2 separate regions of the Homo sapiens genome follow, and region 1 is linked to region 2. The links are chromatin loops, found by intact Hi-C in ENCODE. Cell type or tissue: HCT116. All regions are shown on one strand. Links, peaks and the distances in the headings refer to the core of each region. The heading gives the core; the rest is flanking DNA.

Region 1 (5,366 bases), core at 148-5,147, 150 kb before region 2:
TCCTTAATTCTTGAAGTAAGATTTTAGCAGTGCCTGAGACTACTTTGCTGGGGGCTGTTGGGGATGTGAAGATGGTAGGACGAGGCCCTTGCTTTAAAGAACTTCCAATCTGGTGTTATCAGAAGACCCTAAAAGAAGGAACTTTTTTTTAAAAAAAATGGAGAGTGGATGGCTACAGCGCTGGGGAAGAGTTTTCTGACTCGGGACTTTTCCTCAGGAAACGAAAACACTGAAGAGGTCCAGTTTCTCTTCCCTGGGGAAGGGCTCTTGTCTGCAAAGATCAGATTCCAAGTACTATAATGTTTTGCAAGGAAATACCACTTCCTCACCAACTGGTGGTCTGGACGGCACTCTGGGGTTTGGGGCTGGGGCATCAGTCCCCTGACTCCCCGGCCTGACTGGAGTGGGGAGCTGTTTCAGATTCCCAGCTGGCCTCTGGAGTGCCCACCTCCCCCATTGGTATTTTGAATTGAATGACATGGCCATCAGAGAGCTCCAAGGATGGCTCCCCGGGGTTCTTGGCAGGAGGTTTGGTTAGCCAGCTCCCTTCCAAACCTCAGATTCTGCAAGGTTGGGAAATATTGAGCGTGAATTTGGGGGAGCAAGGTGTTTTTGAGAATTCCAAAGGATCAATGCAAACAGTGAGATTGAGCATCTGTACTAACCTCCCCTGAAGTCAGAGATGGAGGATTACCTGAGGGCAGGGATTCTTAACTGGGTTCATTGGCATTAGGCATCTGTAGATGGAATTCAGAGGATGTGTAAACTAGGTGAGGCAAAAAAAGATATCATTGTTTTTCACCAACCTTTAACAGATTTTAACATCACCTTTAGTTATGAAGACAACAAATCACAGTAGCATTGGCAGTACCTGTGACTTTGCCATTAATAGAATTCATAGTTTCATATCACACTGCAGTCACAGCAGTCTTGAAATGTTGTTTACACTCAGCCCTTGTGTGAAATTACCCACTGCTAGACCCTGCTTAATGTTAATAAAGAAGCATATATATTGCTATGTTTTTATATTTTTAGAACTTTATTTCATATAATTGACTTTTTTAGTGATCTTCTTAATTTTATTTTATGCTCAAGAAATGTGAACTGTGAGCCAATTCACAGCTGGTAGAAACTTCCACCAACCCCCACCTGGAGCTGGAGATGGGCAAGGTGGAGGAAGGGCCGCTTATGCCCAGAGTCAACCCCTCTCTGTTTGACTTTGTAAGAAAGTGCCAAGCCTCTATGGGGAGGGACGGTGTGTCACGGAGGACTGGGGAAGGGCAGGGCTGCAGGCTCTTTGGGAGACCCAGAGAACAAGCTCCCAATGGGGCGGGGGGAGGAAGAACTGTCCCCTCTTAGGGCCCCTCAGCCTCAGCCTGGGCAGAAAATGAGGTGGTCAGCCTGGAGCACTCTGGGGCTAGCATTGTTTGGAAAAAGGGTGTGTACAGGAATGTGAAGGTGTGCTGGGTGTGTGTACCGGAGCAGTGGGGGATGCTGGGGGACTCCAGCCCCATGAGTTCCGCTCCACAGGAGATGCCTGGTGAAAGCAAACTTCCTCTGTCATCCCTGCACTTGGGGGTAGGGAGTGGGGACAGGACTTTTTAGGGGCTGGGGGAGGGGAAGCAATCCAGACATGTATTGAGGCACTGGAATCTGGGTCGGGGGAATGGTGGGAAGATCAGAGAGTGGGGGGAAAGGGAGGTGGTAAGATGAAGACTTGAGGGGTGCAGCCTGCTGGGGACAGGCCAGGCAACAGTCAGCGTTAGCTCTGCTTCCGCCTTGAAATAGGCTAGATTCCAGTTTCCCATTTGCTTGGGGGTCGGTGGGATGGGAGATCTTGAGGCTTATTTTTTATAGGAAATAAGTTCCATTTTGGTCTCTGGCTCCTTGCATTTGGGGAGTGGACTTAGGGTCTGGGGTCACAGTGGACCTCCTGTGGAGTAGGAAACAGGACTTGGGCTCAGGTCAGTGCCTGTCAGTGCCCCATGAACATGCGTTGCTGGGGGATGGATGTAAATAATCAACAGAGAAGTGATGGCCTCGATACCCTTGGGGGACAATGTCTGGGATAAAAAGAACAGCCTGATCCTCTCTCTCTAGGATTCTAGAACTTCTGCATATTGGAATTCCAGCTGCCTTGCCTGAGGTTTTAAAATCCTCACTCGGGAGAGATAAAACCCAGGCCTTGGTCTTCATTTCCATATGTGGGGAAGAGCAGTGACCCATCCCTGTCAGTTTGTAAATGTCCTGCTTGTTTTTTCCATGGACAGTGGACATTTCACCTTGCTTCCGGGGTGCTTAACAGGCCTCAATTTCTGGAAAGAGAAACTGAGGTCAAAGGAAGGCAGGGAGAGCCAGGGTCAGGACAGGAGGGCACGCAGGTACCTCACAGCTCAGAATGTTGTACTAGGGTCTCTTGAGGCCATGAAGACATGACTCTTGTTGTTGTCTTCTTTGGGGATTCCTCCATGGGAGCCCCTTTTTCCCTGCTACCCTCCTGCCCCCCGGAAGTGCAGAGGCCCAGGAGCTGCCTGCTGGCACCAGTTGCACGGGATTAGTTCAGGGAAGGACTTGCTCACCTGCTCCTCCCCTCTGACTCAAGTCATAACAAGTAACCTGGTTCCCCTGGCCCGGCAGCCTGGGAGGGACGGCAAGGTAGGCAGGTGAGCCGAGACGGACGGACGGCCAGCAGCTCCGTCAGCTGGAGAGAGAGCACAGGCCTGTGGCTTGGGAGACCCTGAGGCGACATGTGAGGGCCCTGAGCCCCCTGACTGGAAGCAGGGGCTGTTTTTCAACTCCTGGACTAAAGCCCAGAAGCAGGTGAGGGCGGGGGAGGTGGAATGGGTCTTTGGGGCTGAGAGCAGGCTGGCCTGGGAGTGGAGGAGCCCAAGCAGTGGCCATCACCCCCCTCCGACCCCCACCCCCGCCAGCCTATGTCTGGTGTGTAGGGATGACAGAGGGGTGCTGGTGGGCTTGGACGGGAGCCTGTTCTTGTGGTTGCCTAGGCCTTAGTTTCCACCAGAGGGAGAGCAAGCAGAGATGAGCTGGGACAGGCAGGCCTGAGACCTGGCTTTGGGGGACACACTTGGGATAGAGGAGGATCCCCCATGGCCCGGCCTGAGGGAAGGTGCTCTGGAGTTTCCCTCCCTCCCTCTGTGCCCCTTCTGGTCTCCTCTGCCTTTTTCTGGGGACATTGTTCAGCCGGGTGGGCTGCTTTTTAGGGCCCAGTACTGGAGCTTGAAGAGGCCCAGGAGGGATCCCTGTGTTAGGGAGGGGGTGGGGATGTTACCTGAACTGCCTTTATCTAAAAGCAATGCCTTAGACACTTAAGACTCATAGCCTCCTGGGTGGGGGTGGTGCCCTCGCTCTCACCTGTTGACTCTGGGGCAGGTTCCCTACAGCTGTGGAGGGCGGCCTCGGCAGAGGCAGATGTGAGGGTCCGCTATGTGGCTGTACGGGTTTCCTTCTTGGCCTGACATTGACCAAGAGGTCGAGATTCAGACCGGGGACCTGGAAAGGCTTTAGACACTGTGCAGTCTTTATTGTGCACAGGAGGAAAGGAAGCCCCGGGAGGCCTGGTGACTTCCCCAAGGTAGTACAGACCGCAGCAGAACCAAGCCTTGAGCCCACAGCCAGGGGCTCTGGGCATCTGACGCTGTTCTCTTTGCTCTACTTGGGGCAGCAAGTCATCCCAGAGAGGACCCAGCATCAGGCTGGGACCACTGGGAAGATCAGTGCCTCCCCTTTGATGCTGGCAGTCAGAGACTGGGCTGAGCTGGGAGAAGGGGAAGCTGGCGGAGACGGGAGGCGTGCTAAGGTACCCCTCTGTCCCTGTAAGTCCCCACTCCTCTGCAACAGTCTCAGAGCCCCTGAGAAGCAGGGGCTGAGTTGGCCCAACTTTCCAAGGCAACTACTTAGTGGTTAATAATTAATTAGCAAGCGTGACTAATTAATGGCTTCCCCTCCCACATTACTTCCTCCTCTGTGCAAAGCAGACACACTCAGCATGCTAGCTGAGACCACCTTGCTTCCTACCTCTGGCTGCACCCTGCTCTTGGCTTCTGGGGAGGGTGGGAGGATGGCTAGGGTGGGTGGGAAGGGGTGGGGGTGAGCTGCCTGCTCCTCTGTCCTGTTCTTATCTCTACGAGGGATAGAGTTTGGGACAGATGGACAGTGCAGAGCTAATAGTCATCCTAAGTATCCTGCGGGGTGGGGTTCCAGAATATATGGCCAATCTTTCAGAACTTTGGCATGTTTGCAAAGGCCTCCCATAAAGTTAAAAAAAATAATTCTCCCATGCATTCTCTAGACTTCCTTGAATAATTGAAATTCCAAAGTGCAAGGTACATGTTGCTTTCAGGGCTTTGTGTTTGATTGTTGCTGCCTGTGGTTGCTGTGTTGTTTATGTAGGTCTATAAAAGTTCTTGATCGTCCTGCTCTTATCATCTTGATGGGTGGAGAGGTATCACCAGGGACCTGGCTGACAGCAGTCCCCTCTCCCTGTTGGCCTTGCTTTGTTACCAGCTTTCCCAAGGCCGACTTTTCTGTCGTGTTGGCTGCCTGAGGAGGGGTGGAGCTCACCTCCCCCACCCTGCGGCCCCGCGCTCTGAGGAGGCAGGATAGGCTCCAGACAGAAACTCGGAAGGACTTTTGGACTCTTGCTCAATGGGCTGACTCAGTGAGGAGGTGGCTGAGCTCTCTTTCCAGACCCAACCACCTGCATGGGCTCCGCCCACCCCTCCCACCCCTGCTGCAGCCAGCAGCTGCCAGGCCCTGGCCAGCTGGGACCCCAACCAGGGGTGTGGGTTGGTGAGGAGGGAGAGGGGGTGGGCACAGGTGTTATCTGGGTGACTGGTCCCTAGCTGAGCCGACACAATGGGATGGCACCTGTACCACCCAAGTGTTCTCCACCCCGAAGCAGGCAGAGGAGCAGGTGATCTCCTTTCTGTCCTTGCACAGCTTCTGCTCTAGTCACTGCTTGCCCCTCTCCTGTCAACTCTTGGCAACCCTGATAGACACAGCCCTGGGTCTCCCCTGGCTGTGGGGTGTAGGGGATCTAGGCTGATTCCCCTTCAGTGGTCTCCCAGGAGTAATTGATGGCTTGAAAGTTGTTTGAGGGCTTTGGGACAGCTCTCTGGCATACAGTGGCTGCACATATCTGCAGATGATGTGAAGTTCAGAGTCCAGGGCGCCAATTCAGAGAGTGGGCGTCCTGGACTTCGGAGGCCCCAGACCAGGGCCTTGGCCATGTGCCTGCCCACTTCTTGAAGTGTCCTCAGCCACTGGGGCGTAGGACATGCCTCACACCTCCTGGGTTCTTGGGTTGAGGATAGCTGTGTCCCATAAAGATGTCTTCCCCTTCCTCC
Region 2 (5,366 bases), core at 105-5,104:
AAGTATTCTCCCTGGTGCTCCTGCTGTGGGGTGTCTCCTCATGAAGAGACCCTGGTGTGGAGCTCTTTCTGTCCTCAGGCATGGAGGACTCCACCCTGGGGCACTGTTCCAAAGGTACAAAAGCAAAGACCCCGACAGGGGTGCTGGAGCCCACCAATGAGCAAAATTCCAGATCATCTGAGGGCAACTCAACCAAGATCCACAGAAAGGGGAGGATGGAGGGATCCCGTCCCTTCTGTACTGTTGGACACATTGCTGCCACAGCCTTCCCCTGCCATGATCCCACTCCAAGTATCAGGCCAGGCAGGGTCTCTGTATGGAGTTTGCTCCCAGGCCTCTGCCACTGTTACCTGGCAGGGGGCAGGAGGTGCCTGGCCTCTGGGCATTGCCCTCTGGGTCAGCAGTCCCTTCAGCATCTCCACACAGGGTTTGCTGTGGGGTCCTGTATGCAAGAAGGGGCAAGGATAAGAGGGGCTGCTGACTCCTGCCAGGAGCCCTGAGTCAACAGAGGCTCGCTTGGCTGGCTAGCCACACTCTGTGAGAGCTCTGAGATTCTCAGGGCTGCAGAAGGTGTCTTAGAGGGTGGACACATGATGAGGCCCAATCAACTCCAGGCCAGGCAGGGCTGCCCCAACTTTACTGGCCCTGGTCGCTGTTCTTGAAGGTTTGGGAGAGGGGATAAGGGCCAGAGTCTCTGGCCAAGCTGGTCCTCTGTGGTCCCTGGGTGTGTGCACATTAAAGTGAAAGTGTGTTGGGGAACACAGCAGTATCCTTATTGCCACTAGCCCCCAGCATCCTTGGGGCTCCTACTGTCACACAGCAGTCTAGGACATACTAGACTACAAGATCATTTGCAGAAGGGCCCCAGAGTCAAGACGTCAGTGTGTCCAGGGGCTGCCCTTCCAGGGACCTGGGGCGGTGTGGGGACTCCTGTGCTGGGGATGGTGTAGGGGGCTGTGTGAGTTTCCTGGGAGGCCTGCAGAGGGCCCTTTAGCATGAATGGGCTTTCCCCCTTCCACCTCACTCAGCCACCTAGATGGTGCCCTGCTTCCCCCCTGGACAAGTAGCTGGTCCTGATGGTTTTCCCATTCCAGGGCCCAGATGACTGCCATTGTAACAGGCTCCCAAGCCAGCCCTCCCAGCCAAGTTCCCAGACTCTAAGAAAAGAGTGGGGCTTCCCGGACTCCTCTGGGAGAAGACTCAAGCTTCTTAGATGCACAGAAGGGACTGACCCAGGACCCTGCAGGGTTGGCCAAGGGCTCGTCCTCTGGTAGCAGGCGTCTCTGTCTCTTCTGGGAACTCCCTTTCATAGTGGACACTGAAATGGAAGCAAGGCTGGGTGAACCAGAGAAGGCTGCTAGCTCTCTCGGCATCCCTGCCTCTCTGGCCCCAAACATCCTTTTCCCTCAGAGCCTGTACAAGGCCAACCTAGTGTAGCAGCCGTGACTCTAGGGCTGACGTTTCCACCACTGTGCCCCAGCCAGCCCTGACTCTCTAGGAGGAAGGAGTCCAGAGCATTCCTGACTCCACTCCTTTGCTCAGTTGCTCCCTCTACCCTTTCTACATTCTGTTCATCTTCCAAGGCCCAGCTGCAGCCTCCCAGCCTTTGGAACCCTGCTTCTCCATCTTGGCCACACATAGGATCACCTGAGGAGCTCAAAGGTGAGTGGTGGCTGAGTCCCACACCCAGCATCTGTGGTGAGGCCCAGGCATTGGGATTTGCAGAAGCTCCCTGGATTATCTAATGCACAGCCAAGGCTGAGAACCATTCTAGGTCTTTCCAGCCCATGGTGATCCATACCCCCTCTGCACTCTCAGGACACTAAATATCTGTTATTATTTGGTGTTTTTTGTTTATTTGTTTTGTTTTGTTTTGTTTTTTTGAGACGGAGTCTTGTTCTCTCACCCAGGCTGGAGTGCAGTGGCACAATCAGCTCACTGCAACCTCCACTTCTTGAGTTCAAGAGATTCTTCTGCCTCAGCCTCCCGAGTAGCTGAGATTTCAGGCATGCGCCACCACACCTGACTAATTTTTTGTGTGTTTTTAGTAGAGACACGGTTTCTCCATGTTGGCCAGGCAGGTCTCGAACTCCTGACCTCAAGTGATCCACCTGCCTAGGCCTCCCAAAGTGCTGGGATTACAGGCATGAGCCACCACTCCTGGCCTCTGTGATTATTTGGTCCCAATCATATCACATAACATATCACCCAACAAGACGACAACCCCCTTCAGGGCAGGGCCCAGGGCTGATGCTTCTGTATTTCCACGTTACCTTGCACCATGGTGACCCAAAAAGGTACATGCACCCTTCAAGGCTTGTGGGCTGAATTTAAGGGGTCTCTGTGACTGGAAGGGGTGCAGGCAGCCCTGGCCATGAAAAGGGGCTGGCTGCTGCCTTGTTCTGCTTATTCCTGAGGCCTGGGGCTAAGCCTTTCCAGGCCGAAGAGGCCTCCAATCAGCTGACCTCCTGTCTAGAACAGAAGCTTTGCCTGAGCCTAGCCCCTAAGTTATGATTGCTGAGAAGTTCTCCCCCTCATCCTGCTGTTTTTTATGACACTTACGTAATCACAGATTATATTTAGTCTACAGCCCAAGGTTGGTGAGATGGGAACCACCCAGCACAGCGGGATCTCCTTGGAACCTAAATCCAGTGATGGAATCTTATTGTCCACAGTCTTTTGTGGTATGTGCTACCACCGAAGATCCTCTCCTAACCTATCATGTGTTCAATACGTCTCAGCTCCTAGACTTGCTGAAGCCGACGGAATAAAAGAACCTCTCAACACTGGGGCCAATACTGACATGATGTGAGGCTTCCCCCTGCTGGCCAAAGAAGCCTCTGCCATCGAGGTCGGCCTCTTACATTAAGGTTCAGGATGGATTGGGGCACAAAGGCAAGCAAAAGACACCCTACAAATTTGGGGTACCCTCTTCCAATCCAACCTGGAACCTGCTGACATTGTCCTCCCAGTACCTCTACACCCAGGGATGGCAGTGGCCGCCACTACCTGGAAAACACATGGCTGTTGCTATGGTTGCTGTTGCCATAGGCGACATTGGCGTTGGCATTGTTGGTATTGGCACGAGCCAGGGGGTTGGTGCGTGGATCTTGTGGGAAGTCCTCCAAGAAGACAGGTGACTCCATCTCTTCCATCTCTATCTCAGCAAACTGGAGGGGTCTCTGATTGGCCATGACGGGGGGCAGGGAGTTGGTCCTTTCCAGGAAGTTGTCCACCTGGCCAAACAGGCCTCCAGTCCTCTAGGGGCAAGGAGAAGAGCAGTGACTGGGGGTGAGGGCAGGGAGGGCATGGGGGGCTGTCACTCTGGGACAGTGGTATTGGGAACAAGCAATAGTATTGGGAGACAAATCTTATAAGGCCAAAGGAGGATGGACTGAGTGGTGAGATCAAAAGAAGAAAATTCCCACCCTTAGAAAGTTCTTTGTTTGATGGGGTAGACAGCACACACCTAAGGAGGTATATAGGGGACACAGGCACACAGAAGAGAAGTGTGGTGTAGGGGAGAGAGGGCTGAATCGGGAGTCTGCAGCACTGGGTTCTAGTCCCCGCTCTGAAACTGATTTACTAGGTGATATTGGACATCTCACATGATCTCTGTGGGCCACTATTTCCTCATGAATAACCCAAAAAGACCTAACTAGGTGTCATTAAAGACCTTCCAGCAATAAAGTGTTATAAGAAACATGAGACAGAGCTAAGGATGGAGGACTGGCCTCAGTGGAGGCAGGCAGGGCATTTGATCCTGGAGGGCCTCTGGGAGATGGGTCGTTGCCTAGGGTTTGTGGGGAGGAAAGGGAAGGGGTGAGATTTGGTAGGGAAATGTGGGAAAGAGTGTGTTGCATTTGACACCTCTAGTAGATCAGGTCATTGATTCTGAGTCCCAGGAGAGGTGGGTGGTGAAGTGGAGAGACGGAGTGGGGTATCTTCAGCTCCCATGTCCCCCTCTCGTGTGGCTGGGCTCCCAGCCCTCCTCTCTGTGAGACACTGCCACTCATGGTGTCTAGACCACTAGGGGTGCTCCTGGCTCTCCCTCACCCGGAATATTCCCTCCTCCATCGCAGCCTCCACCATGGCTCTCTCCAGCTCCTCCTCAGCAGCCAGGTCTCCTGAGACCGTGCGACAGATCTCGGGGGCTGCCTCTTCCTCAATGGTCCGCAGCCCTGCCTGGGGATGACGAAGGGACTCAGTTATCTCTCCAGCCCAGGAGAGGAGACCAGAACCACTTTTTCTTTTTTTGAGACAGAGTCTCACTCTGTTGCCCAGGCTGGAGTGCAGTGGCACAATCTGAGCTCACTGTAACCTCTGCTTCCCGGGTTCAAGTGATTCTCCTGCCTCAGCCTCCTGAGTAGCTGGGATTATAGGCATGTGCCACCACTCCCTGCTAATGCTTGTATTTTTAGTAGAGATGGGGTTTCACCATGTTGGCTAGGCTGGTCTCAAACTCCTGACCTTGTGATCCACCCACTTGGCCTCCCAAAGTGCTGGGATTACAGGCATGAGCCACCGTGCCTGGCTAGAACCGCTTCGTATGGCTTACTTGTTTCTTATCACTGTACCCAGGGCTCTCCCAAAGCCCCAGCCTAGGCCCCACTCTCCCTCTTGGGTTATTGAATATCTCAGGTACCTGAGAGGCCACCAGGTCCTGCTCTGGCCTCTGGGATAGCCCACACCTTAATTGTTCCAATTGAGTCATCTCTTGACCCCATGGGTGGAAATTTCATGCCCTTCCCAGGCTTCCAGGTTGAGAAGTGTTCTTACTCAGTACAGTCTTCTAGATTGGTGATCTTTATTGATTGGATATGTCATATATATATAGTTGAGCAAAGTTAATATCACCAGTAATGGGACAAGTCAAGACTGGTGTCACCTAATAGCTTGTAATGAGAACACAGAATCATTTCTGTGGCATTCTTATCCAAGATGCATATCCTAGTAATCAGACAAACCCCAACTGAGGGACATACTGACCTGCAGTCTTCAAGTGTCAAGATCGTGTCAAGGAAAGACTGATGAACTCTTCCAGATGGAAGAGATGAAAGAGATAAGGCAACTCAATGCACTGTCTGATTCTGGATTGGATCCTTTTGCTATAAAGGACATTTACTGGGACAGCAAATGAAATTTGAATGGGGTCTGAGGATTAGAATGTAGTAATGTATTAGCCTGGCATGGTGACTCACGTCTGTAATCCCAGCACTTTGAGAAGCTGAGGCAGGCAGATCACTTGAGGTCAGGAGTTTGAGACCAGTCTGGCCAGCATAGCGAAACCCCATCTCTACTAAAAATACAAAAAGTAGCCTGGCATGGTGGTGTGTGCCTGTGATCCCAGCTACTCAGGAAGCTGA

The links. A loop is a pair of places that touch in the nucleus more often than their neighbours do. Peaks named below come from ENCODE experiments on the same cell type or tissue, not always from the same donor. Only the 100,000 strongest peaks of a DNase experiment are listed, where the experiment ranks them.
Region 1: a loop joins it to region 2, with 16 times the contacts of the local background. A loop is called at or near these places in 20 of 110 quality-filtered maps.

The regions. Positions count from the first base shown.
Region 1 is chr1:200,892,268-200,897,633 of GRCh38, forward strand. It overlaps INAVA (innate immunity activator), which reads left to right and starts at 2,633. Exons shown (of 10, transcript NM_001142569.3): 1 at 2,633-2,820. RefSeq lists enhancers at 2,527-3,037, 3,038-3,549, 3,550-4,060, 4,784-5,366. In HCT116, for the core only: a CTCF peak has its summit at 3,007 (motif pointing right); DNase peaks (open chromatin) are centred at 2,604 and 4,644; H3K4me3 peaks cover 3,948 bases; H3K27ac peaks cover 1,856 bases.
Region 2 is chr1:201,040,272-201,045,637 of GRCh38, forward strand. CACNA1S (calcium voltage-gated channel subunit alpha1 S) reads right to left here. Exons shown (of 44, transcript NM_000069.3): 39 at 4,057-4,185; 40 at 3,010-3,260; 41 at 1,233-1,318; 42 at 351-442; 43 at 1-103. Among named protein-coding and RNA genes, the nearest start is that of KIF21B, 19 kb to the left of the region's middle. In HCT116, for the core only: a CTCF peak has its summit at 2,843 (motif pointing left); a DNase peak (open chromatin) is centred at 2,810.